Linked DNA regions of Homo sapiens: region 2 is linked to region 1. A link is a loop called in an ENCODE intact Hi-C map of the cell type or tissue named here. Cell type or tissue: heart left ventricle. All regions are shown on one strand.

The links. A loop is a pair of places that touch in the nucleus more often than their neighbours do. Peaks named below come from ENCODE experiments on the same cell type or tissue, not always from the same donor. Only the 100,000 strongest peaks of a DNase experiment are listed, where the experiment ranks them.
Region 2: it touches region 1 in a loop (4-fold over the local background); 3 of 110 quality-filtered maps call a loop at or near these places.

The regions. Positions count from the first base shown.
Region 1 is chr9:20,452,007-20,457,006 of GRCh38, forward strand. It overlaps MLLT3 (MLLT3 super elongation complex subunit), which reads right to left. Exons shown (of 11, transcript NM_004529.4): 3 at 4,698-4,780. Among named protein-coding and RNA genes, the nearest start is that of MIR4473, 43 kb to the left of the region's middle. In heart left ventricle, no CTCF peak of the experiment used is centred here; no DNase peak of the experiment used is centred here.
Region 2 is chr9:20,512,223-20,517,222 of GRCh38, forward strand. All of the region lies in intron 2 of MLLT3 (MLLT3 super elongation complex subunit), which reads right to left. Among named protein-coding and RNA genes, the nearest start is that of MIR4474, 12 kb to the left of the region's middle. In heart left ventricle, no CTCF peak of the experiment used is centred here; no DNase peak of the experiment used is centred here; H3K27ac peaks cover 1,348 bases.

The DNA.
Region 1 (5,000 bases):
AATAAATGAGCAGAACTGAAGACGAGCTCATTAGAGAAGCAGGAAAAACACAGGATGGGGATGTGACCAAGGACAGGATATCTTTAATACGTGGAATTAAGACTCTTCCATCATTACCTGGAATTATTTTTTCTGCTTTCCCTCATTCCTGTGAAAACTCTGAACAACACTTTTTCATAAACCATTTGATATGGTTTGGCTGTGCCTCCACCCAAATCTCATCTTGAATTGTGGTTCCCATAATCCCCACGTGTCTTGGGAGGTAATTAGATTATGGGGGTGTTCCCTCATGCTGTTCTCATGATAGTAAGTGAGTTCTCACAAGATCTGATGGTTTTATAAGGGGCTTTTCCCCACTTTGCCTGCATTTTTCTCTCCTGCCACCTTGTGAAGAAAGACGTGTTTGCTTCCCCTTCTGCTATGACTGTAAGTTTCTTGAGGCCTTCCCAGCCATGCAGAACTGTGAGTCAATTAAACCTATTTCCTTTATAAATTACCCAGTCTCGGGTATTAATAACAATGTGAGAAGGGACTAATATGCCATTACTATAATGGATGTTTATTCTTCAAGACAGAGTTGTATAAACTCCAGGGATAAATAAAATAATAAATACGCAAAAGAAAGAAATGAACACTCTGAAGCAAGAGCCTAGACCTATTAAATTTTTACCAATGGATCATTTCAGTAACATGAAAAATAAAAAATATATCCAGCTGGACCTTGGGGAATAAGCCAGACTCAGAAAGATGAGTACTGTCTAAGTCCACTTACATGAGATATCTAAAACAGATATCATGTAAGATTTTAAATTCATAAAATCAGAGACTGGAACGGTGGTTACCATGGGCTGGGGAGAGAGGAAAATGAATTGTCAATCAATAGGCATTAAGTTTCAATTAAGTAAGATGAATAAGCTCTAGAGATCTGCTGTGCATTGCAACTATAGTCAACAATAAGGTATTGTACACTTAATACACTTAAAATTTGTTAAGAAACTATATCTCACATTAGGTGCTCTTACAAGTTAAATTAGAAAAAATAAAGAAACAAATATACCTAGCTCAGAGACCTAGATCAGACTATAGCAAATATTTGGTTTCTAAGACATCCTAAGAAAACAAAAAAGTGGCAAAGCAATAATTCCTTTTTTAATTAAGAAATTAGTAACATATAGAAAAGTACTTAAAAATGCTATATCCATGTGCCTTCTACTGAGATTAAACAGATAACACTTCCAGAGATATGCTTTATCTTTTAAAGAAATAAAATTTGGCCAGTTGGGGTGGCTCACACCTGTAATCCTAGCACTTTGGGAGGCAGAGGTGGGCAGATCACTTGAGCCCAGGAGCTCGAAATCATCCTGGGCAACATGGTGAAACCCTGTCTCTACAAAAATTACAAAAATTAGCCGGGTCCGTGGTGGTGCATGCCTGTGGTCCCAGCTACTTGGGAAGCTGAGGTGGAAGGATCACTTGATCTCAGGAAGTGGAGGCTGCAGTGAGCTGAGACTGCGCCACTGTACTCCAGCCTGGGTGACAGAGTGAAACCCCACCAAAACAAAACAAAACCAACTTTATATATGTAAGCTTCTTCATTCCTCTCCTCCAGTAACTAATGCCCTTAAGTTCCTGTGTTGTCATTCCAACATATGCTCTTATACTAAATACATACCTCTCCAGAACACCATTACTCATTTCAATAATTTCTTTAAAAAATACACAAATGATATAACCATGCACATATATTTCTGCAACTTTTAAGTCATCATTTTTTGAGATTTACTCATGTTGCCACATTAAGTACTGTACAGAATTCTATGGATTACATAATTACCATTTATTAATCCACATCTCTACATAGGGCCAATTAGGTGTATCCTACTTTTCTATATTACAAACACTGAAATATATATGTATTATTGTGTACATGTGAAAACAGCAATCATTATTATGTATGAAATTTTAAAGAAAGCCTAAAACTAGAAAATAGAAATAAGCTAATCTATATACTAAACAGAAAATCTACGATGTTCCAAATGTGTCTATTTTATAATGGCCACAAAGGAAGAGATGTTTTTCATCTCATATGCTGCTTTCTTCCTTTATATTTTAAGAAAATAAAATCCCTCACAAAATGAATATATGTTTTACAGTCATAATGACTACCCAATGTGCCTTCATTATATCTTGCTTTTACTCTGTTCCATGAATTTCAAGAAGACTGAAGTGTGTGTGTGTGTGTGTGTGTGCACACGCATGCGTGTGTGTGCGTGCGCGTATGGTAGGGAGTGATACTTGCTGCCTCTTCATCCTTTACTTGTTTTCTTCTTAAATCTGGCATATGGGGAAATTCCAGTTATTTTTGTAAAGCAGGAAACTGAGCAATTCATAAAACAGATTCCTCTGTTCAACTCCGAGCTTGTACAAATGACCAGAAGAGTTAAAAACAAGAAAAGAGAGAAGATACTTCATTGCATCATTATTTCAAAACTGAAGTCAATGCAATGTCAAACTAACTTTGCTGGTGGGAAGACAGTGATATAATCATAACCATTATGGTCTTCTCATAAGAGATCATAATTGCCTATTCTTTAATTTCTTTGAGTTAAGAACTTTGCTGGCTTGAAGGGCTAGATTATTCCTATGGTGTAGCCCGATCCCTAGATGAAATTAAAACACTGGCTATGAGGATGTGACAAGAGGGAAGAAAAGCACCATATGATCTTCATCACTTAAACTTCTAAGATATTAAAAGGGTAGTGGGGAATATGGGAGATAGAGACAGGCTCTAAATTCCTTCCCACAAACATACCACTTAAATTAAAAATACACTGAAAAGTGAGCAAAATGAGATATGAACAGTCACTTCTCCAAAAAAAATACAAATGAACAACGAGCACATGAAAAGATGTTCAAACTCATAAATCATCAAAGAAATGCACATAAAACCAAAATGAGGTATACTTCACATCTACTAGGATGACTATAATAGAAAATAACAAGTAACAAGTATTGGAGAAATTGGTAGTGAAGGAAAAACAGAAGAAATAAAAGAAAGCCAAAAACCATTTTCTTAAGGGAAATTGAACTTGAAATGAGAAAAATGAGCACTTCAATATGAAAGTATATCACGTCAACAGACATAAATACATCTCGACAAATTTGATTTGATGACAAATATGTCAACGATTCAGTGGTATCACCACTAAGAAAGATAATCATTATTCTAGCAAAGAGTTGTTGCTAGAAGGCACAGAAATTAGGAGCATAGCCAATGGAGAGAAAGACCTAGATCACGAATCTGGTTTTAACACTTTCTAACTGCTGAATTGAGGACTGAGACTGCTATAAGTTAAAAAGGCCAGTGTGACACTGTTCCAGTGGAAGGGATTGCACATTAAGGAGTGGCTTATCAGTGGTTCTCTTACTTACTGAGCATCAGAAGGACTAGCAAATATGCAGATTCCTAGGCCCTGCCTCCAGAGATTCTGATTTGATACATCTGGGTAGAATTTGAGAATCTCATTTCTAACCTGCCCTTAGGGTAATGCTAATGCTATCCAAAGAACCATATTTTACTGAGCACTGGTTTGGATAACATGACATTCTATTTGCGTAGTTCCTTAAAAGAAAAAAAAAGCCAATTACCTGACTTTTCAGCAGGTTTTAGAAATTATGATATCTCTGGAGGAAAAATAAGGAATATGATATAATAATTAGCATTTTGAAGTGCTTATCTATAAGTTACTATTCTAAGTACTTTGCATAAGTTTATTTTATCTAATCCTACTAACCACCTTATGAGGTAAGTACTCTTATCTCCTCATTTCATAAATAAGGAAAGTAAGCCCCACAGAGGTTGACCAATTTGTCTGGTATTATACAGTCTGTGTGTTATGCCACATATGTACTGCTAAAAACTTTTTTTTTTTTTTTTTTTTTTGAGAAAAATAATGGAGCCTCACTCTGTCACCCAGGCTGGAATGCAGTAGTGCGATCTCGGCTCACTGCCATCTCCGTCTCCCAGGTTCAAGTGATTCTCTTGCCTCAGCCTCCTATGTAGCTGTAATTACAGGCATCCACCACCATACTCGGCTAATTTTTGTATTTTTAGTAGAGACGAGGTTTCACCATGTTGGCCAGGCTGGTCTCGAACTCCTGACCTCAAGTGATCCGCCCGCCTCGGCCTCCCAAAGTGCTGGGATTACAGGTGTGAGCCACCGCGCCAGGCCTGAAAACTTTTAAATCCAGTAAAATCCATATATCTGAAGTTGAAATAACTATATACATGTATGGTGTGGGTACCAGCTAAAGATAAAATGAGAGTATTCTTTGCAAGCCTCAAAAAAATTCTACAGACATGAAAATGAGAAAAGAAGCATTTTACTGAAAAACTATAATTCTTCTTTTCTATTTTACAAACATATTTATCTTTTCCAAAATGGTAATCACTCCTCTCTTTAAAGGAACACTTAATGAATTTCACATAATCTGACTTCATATAATTAAAATTATCTTCTTCTAGCCACTTCCTTGATAATTAAGGGTAATGATAGCCAAAATTCCTAGAAGACAAATTTAACTTTTATTTTAAAATCATCTAGTGACAGAAGTGCTTATGAGTCAAAATTATTTTAAACATCATTTGGCTAATGGTGGATCGTCTACTGAAAGATTAATGGGTAAAGATTACATACCTTGTTTTTAAAATAAACTTCAATTGGCAAAATGAAACCAGCATACCCAGATTCTTCTACTTTGTAAGGTGGATCTTTGCACACTGCAACATTAAAAAAGAAAATAGGTAAGATGAGAATAATAGACAAAAAGACATTCTTCTTTTAAAAAAAAAAATCCCATTCTACCATCTAGATCACACGCAATTTTCATAGCCCCTTGCCAAACTCCCAGTTGAGTCTCCGATCTATCCTTTATTTCTTCTCCAGAAACTATAACAATAATTGCTCTTATGTAAAGCAGATATGTAAGTCATTTATTCA
Region 2 (5,000 bases), 60 kb after region 1:
TGGCTCCTGATCTGAAATTCCATTAGCAATCATATTTTCACTCCACAGTAGATTTTTCTTAGATGTTTAATACAGCAACAGCATGCCACCATGAATCAGCAATATCAGATGCCCGCCCACTTTGATAGGTTGGTATGTTCTCCTAACCTTAAAACAGTGGCTCTCAAACTGTGACTCCAGAACTATTAGCACCACCTGGGAACCTTTGGAAGTGCAAATTCTCAGGCCCCACCCCAAATTTAATGAATCAGAAACTTTGGGGGAAGAGTCTAGCTTGTTCTGATTCTGATAATGGCTATTGTTGCAGAACCACTGCCCCTAACTATACATTATAAACAGCATCTATGAGTACAAGTGTTTTTATCCTATACACCCCCTAAGTTTAATAGTTAAAAATGCTGTTTCACTAGCATGCCATGTTATGTCATTAAGCAAAGTTCATTTATTGTTTTTGGTTTTTTAATGCAGCTGATTTTATTTTCAAGAAACTTTGTTCCCAGAAGTCAGTAACTGAAGTTACTAAAATAGCTATGACCATCACCACAACTGCTTCTAACTATACTGCCACAAAGCACAGTACATGACTAAACGCATCTCCACACTAAGCATGCAGTTTGCAGAGCCTGTCTTTTGGTTAGAACTCCTGTTTATGGCATTGCCCATTTTGCAACACAAGCTATAAAGTGACTAAGTAAATAATACATACATACTCCACGGTATAGGACAATTCAATACAAATGATCAAACATCCACTACACATAAGACACCATATTAAGAACTGTAAGTGAGGCTCTGTTATATTTCTCTACAATTTGGTTTTGGGGGTATCTCTCTGGAGAGTAGCCATAAATTCTAGTCTTGCCCTGATAGGGCTCTAGGAAATATAGTTGTAGATATTTACAGTGTACCTTTCATGAGATCCTTCTTCATCCTGGCAGACAGCCTAATGCCTAAGTGTCTGACCTGTGACCAGGTGTCCCTCTCACAGGAAACTGGTTTATACTGGCAGGTACCCTTGTGGCCCTTGTCTGACCTGTGTCCAGTTTATTCCTCCCAAGATAGCCACTCTCTGGGAGAGCTCTGACTAAGAGGAAAATTAGGTCTGGGTCTGTCAGTCCGATGAGACACAGAGGAGGAAATACAACACAAACATGTGAAATACCAGAAGCAACGTACGACAAATTGGTGAGAGGAGGAGTACCAATGCGGGCGAAAGACAAGATGGCAGGGAAATGCACTCAACCAGCAGATGGGCAGCCAGAGAGAAATGAGCTATGGGCCAAGGCCTTTATTGGGGTCCAGGGAACTAACCAAGCAGGTTTCCTGTGGGAAGTTCTAGTTGGTGGGTTTAGAGCAAGCAGGCAAAAGTTCTGTGGAGTCACACTGTGAATGAGAGTGGCTACCGTGGCGTATCTGCAGCAGTCCATGCAGGGTACGGGGGGTCAGTCAAGTAGGCTGTATCTGTATGTCCATGAGGGAGGTGGTTGTACACGGCAGGTATCTGGCTCGACCACACTGAGGAACCGGGAGGAGGCAGGGAGTGGATAGTGTGTCAAGGATGACTGAGCCCTGCTTCTGTGTGAAACAAGTTACACCTAGATTCAGAATAGATGCTGAAGCAACATAAAATTATAAAAATTCACTGTAATTCACATCTTGGTGCCTGGGCACCAGTTTTTAAATGTCAGATAAGTGTAAGTCTGAGGGGTGGATGCACTGACTGTAAGGAGAAAGTGGATTTGGTGGTCATATTCAGAGGCACAAGTCAGGAGATTCTGATGGAAAGTTGGAAGGGGTAGTAGGGAAAGACACCAGTGGGTAGGTGGTCCTCTCCCCTAGGGAGTAAGGGGTTGACTGATACGAGGCAGGTGTCTCCTGAGGAAAGCAACAGTCACCATTAATTGTAGTAACTCATTCCGGATTTTCCTTGCAGTATGGAAGTGTAGGGGTGTACATTTGAGTGGAGAACAAGGAGGATACCAGGATCATGGGCTAAGGAAACAGTGGGTTCAGGAAGAAAACCAAAAAATGTCCTGTGTCCTGATGAGTGGAGGTTTTAGTGTCCCAGGGGAAGGAATCACAGGGGCAAAGTCATCTCCAATGGAGAGGTCCTGGGTTGGGTGATATCATCTGGGATGTGAGACTGGGGTATGGCTTTTTAAGTGACTGCCCACTCGAGCTGATGCAGGCCTCTGGACTGTAAACCATTAAACACCCAAACCAGTAGCAATGAGACTAATATTCAACAAAATGATATGTAGCTGTACCATATAGGGGTTTTTATTATTTTTTTATTTTTTTTTTGGTGGTGGAGATTTAAGCTCAAATAGGTCCCCCATATCAAATGAGAAACTGCCTGGCCCATGGGACAATCTATTTTTAATAGGTCCCAGGAAAGAATGTGCCCTTGATCTAGCTGCCAGCCTTTATGGGATGGCAGCAAGATCACAAATGTATAAAGATATGACCTAGGGCAAGATAGAAACTGTTAGGGCTTTATTTGTTGGGCTGGGATTTGAAAAGGAGTCGTTTGAGGAAATCATTATGCCTCTCGATTAAATCATTACCTAACACCTGTCAGGGACATGAAAGTTCTACTGAAAGCATCTTCCAAGAAACCAGTATTGTGTTCTAGGAAGTGAAATGTGTTTCCTGGTTACCACCAGTAATATCTTCAAGGCAGGAGATTCTCAGTGTTTCTTACCTTGAAGGAACAATTTTTTTTTTTTTTTTTTTTTTTTTGAGACGGAGTCTTGCACTGTTGCCCGGGCTGGAGTGCAGTGGCGTTATCTCGGCTCACCGCAACCTCTGCCTCCCGGGTTCAGGCGATTCTCCTGCCTCAGCCTCCCTAGTAGATGGGATTACAGGTGCCCGCCACCACGCCCGGCTAATTTTTTGTATTTCTAGCAGAGATGGGGTTTCACTATGTTGGCCAGGCTGGTCTCAAACTCCTGACCTCGTGAGCCACCTGCCTTAGTCTCCCAAAGTGCTGGGATTACAGGCGTGAGCCACTGCGCCAGGCCTCAAGGAACAATTTTTAGGCAATGCTCCAATTGTTTATAATAAATGTAACGATGTCACTACTTGTAGGCCAGGGCATTCAGTGCTGAGGGGCCTGCCTGAAGTTTGGCCAAGTTTGTTTTGAAATTTTAAGTAATCTAGGACTGGCATACTTGCGGGACCTGGTGAATAGGGACTATAGGGTTTAAAGTTCCTTTTCTTTCCCTCTTGGGCTTGAAGCCAACACCATTTTTAGTTCCTATATCTGACTGATAGGAGAAAATGGGGGAGGAGGAAGGTATCTCTAGGCAGCAGCCTTTTCTTGGGATGGCCAGAGACTGTGAGATCATTAGTCCCTTTTTCTCCCCATACTCACCGTTTTGTTTTTTGTTTTGTTTTTTCTTTTTGGCAAAATCTTTTAGAATGGCCAGGCAGCTAAATAATTATTTTTCTTTCTTTGGATGTTTATCTGACGAGCTCCTGGGGTCCCATATGGCAACCATAGTAAGTGGCCACCTCTACTATGGTTGCCATCAGCCGGAGTCATAACAGGCAGCAGCCTCTTTTGAGGATCTCCCCATTGACCTTATCCGGATCAGGCTGTGGCCTTCCCCAAAGCTCAAGCACAGACCGCCTGATGTAAGACTCTGCGGCTGGGGAGTATGTCTGAAGAAAATTGAGTCAATATATATTCCACACCAGAGCAACATCTATTTGCTTTTATACAAGAAAAAGACTCACAAGCAATGTTACTAGACATGTTATATTGTGTGCCATGGGAGCATAACACCTAATGACAAAAAAATAAAACACAGAAGCAAAGCCAGTTAAGTAAGAGATATCTAGATGTCAGCCATAAACCCCAGACCCAGCTCCAGGAGTCTGTGACTATGAACACCAGCACTGCCTCAGATATCTCCTGACTCCGCTAAGGACTCACCAATCCCACCTGTGACCCACATGAAGGAGGAGAAAGTATCCCCATCACATAAGCTTGGAAACAAATGTTTACACTAAACGGCTCTCTGGTCACAACCAGCACAAACGATATTGTGACTTTTTTTTTCTAATCGCACTCCAATCTGATAGGCAGCCTCACAAAAATATGTAGAAAAGCACAACACTCTACATGTATACACACTAAAATACTTTAAATTACAGTTAATCACAGAGCTAGAGCTTCTACAGTCTTACTACTCTCATTTCTTGACTTACCTCCAAAACTTTCATTACCTGTCAGGTCCCCCTTGTTATTCCTCATTTTCTATGTCTCAGGAATGCTATTGATGCTATTGTATTAAATAACTGTCATGCCAAAGGCACATAATACTATAAAGTTTATTTGCAATGTTGAGCAGAAACATCTATTTCTTTTTTATATCAAAGCTTATTAGAATGCTCTATCATCTATGGAGTGTACAGAATCATTTCCAGATACTCTTGAACCAAAAAAGAATCTGAGCCTCTCCTAACAAGTAGTTACAACAATGTAGAAAGATTACATGGGAATGTTAAATTGGTAACACATTTTACCTCAACTCTGTTTCCAAATATATTTTCAGTAAGTTCAATGGGCAGGCTAAAAGGTAAAATCTGTCCCTAGAAGGTATATTATTTTTACAACAGGATGAGATAATTTAAAATGTATTATAATAAATCCAACTCATGCATTTTAAGCATCTACTCAATTTTCAGTAATATGCTAGAAATTTTCAGTAATATGCTGGAAACTGCTATGCAGTTTAAGGATAAATGTTTTACTTTATTAATTAGCTATAGGAAATAATATACTTACGCAGTTTTTGTATTTTTTAAAAATAGTCTAATTCCATTTTGTTCAATAAGCATTGATTTACTGTCCAGGTGCTAGTATAGGTTGTTTCAGACTTCAAGGAGCTCTTAGCCTAGTATTATATAATATTTACTGTGTATTATAATGTCATTGGAATTTTGGAAAATTTCCTCAGAAAAACAGAAAAGGAAAAGCTATATTGAGATTT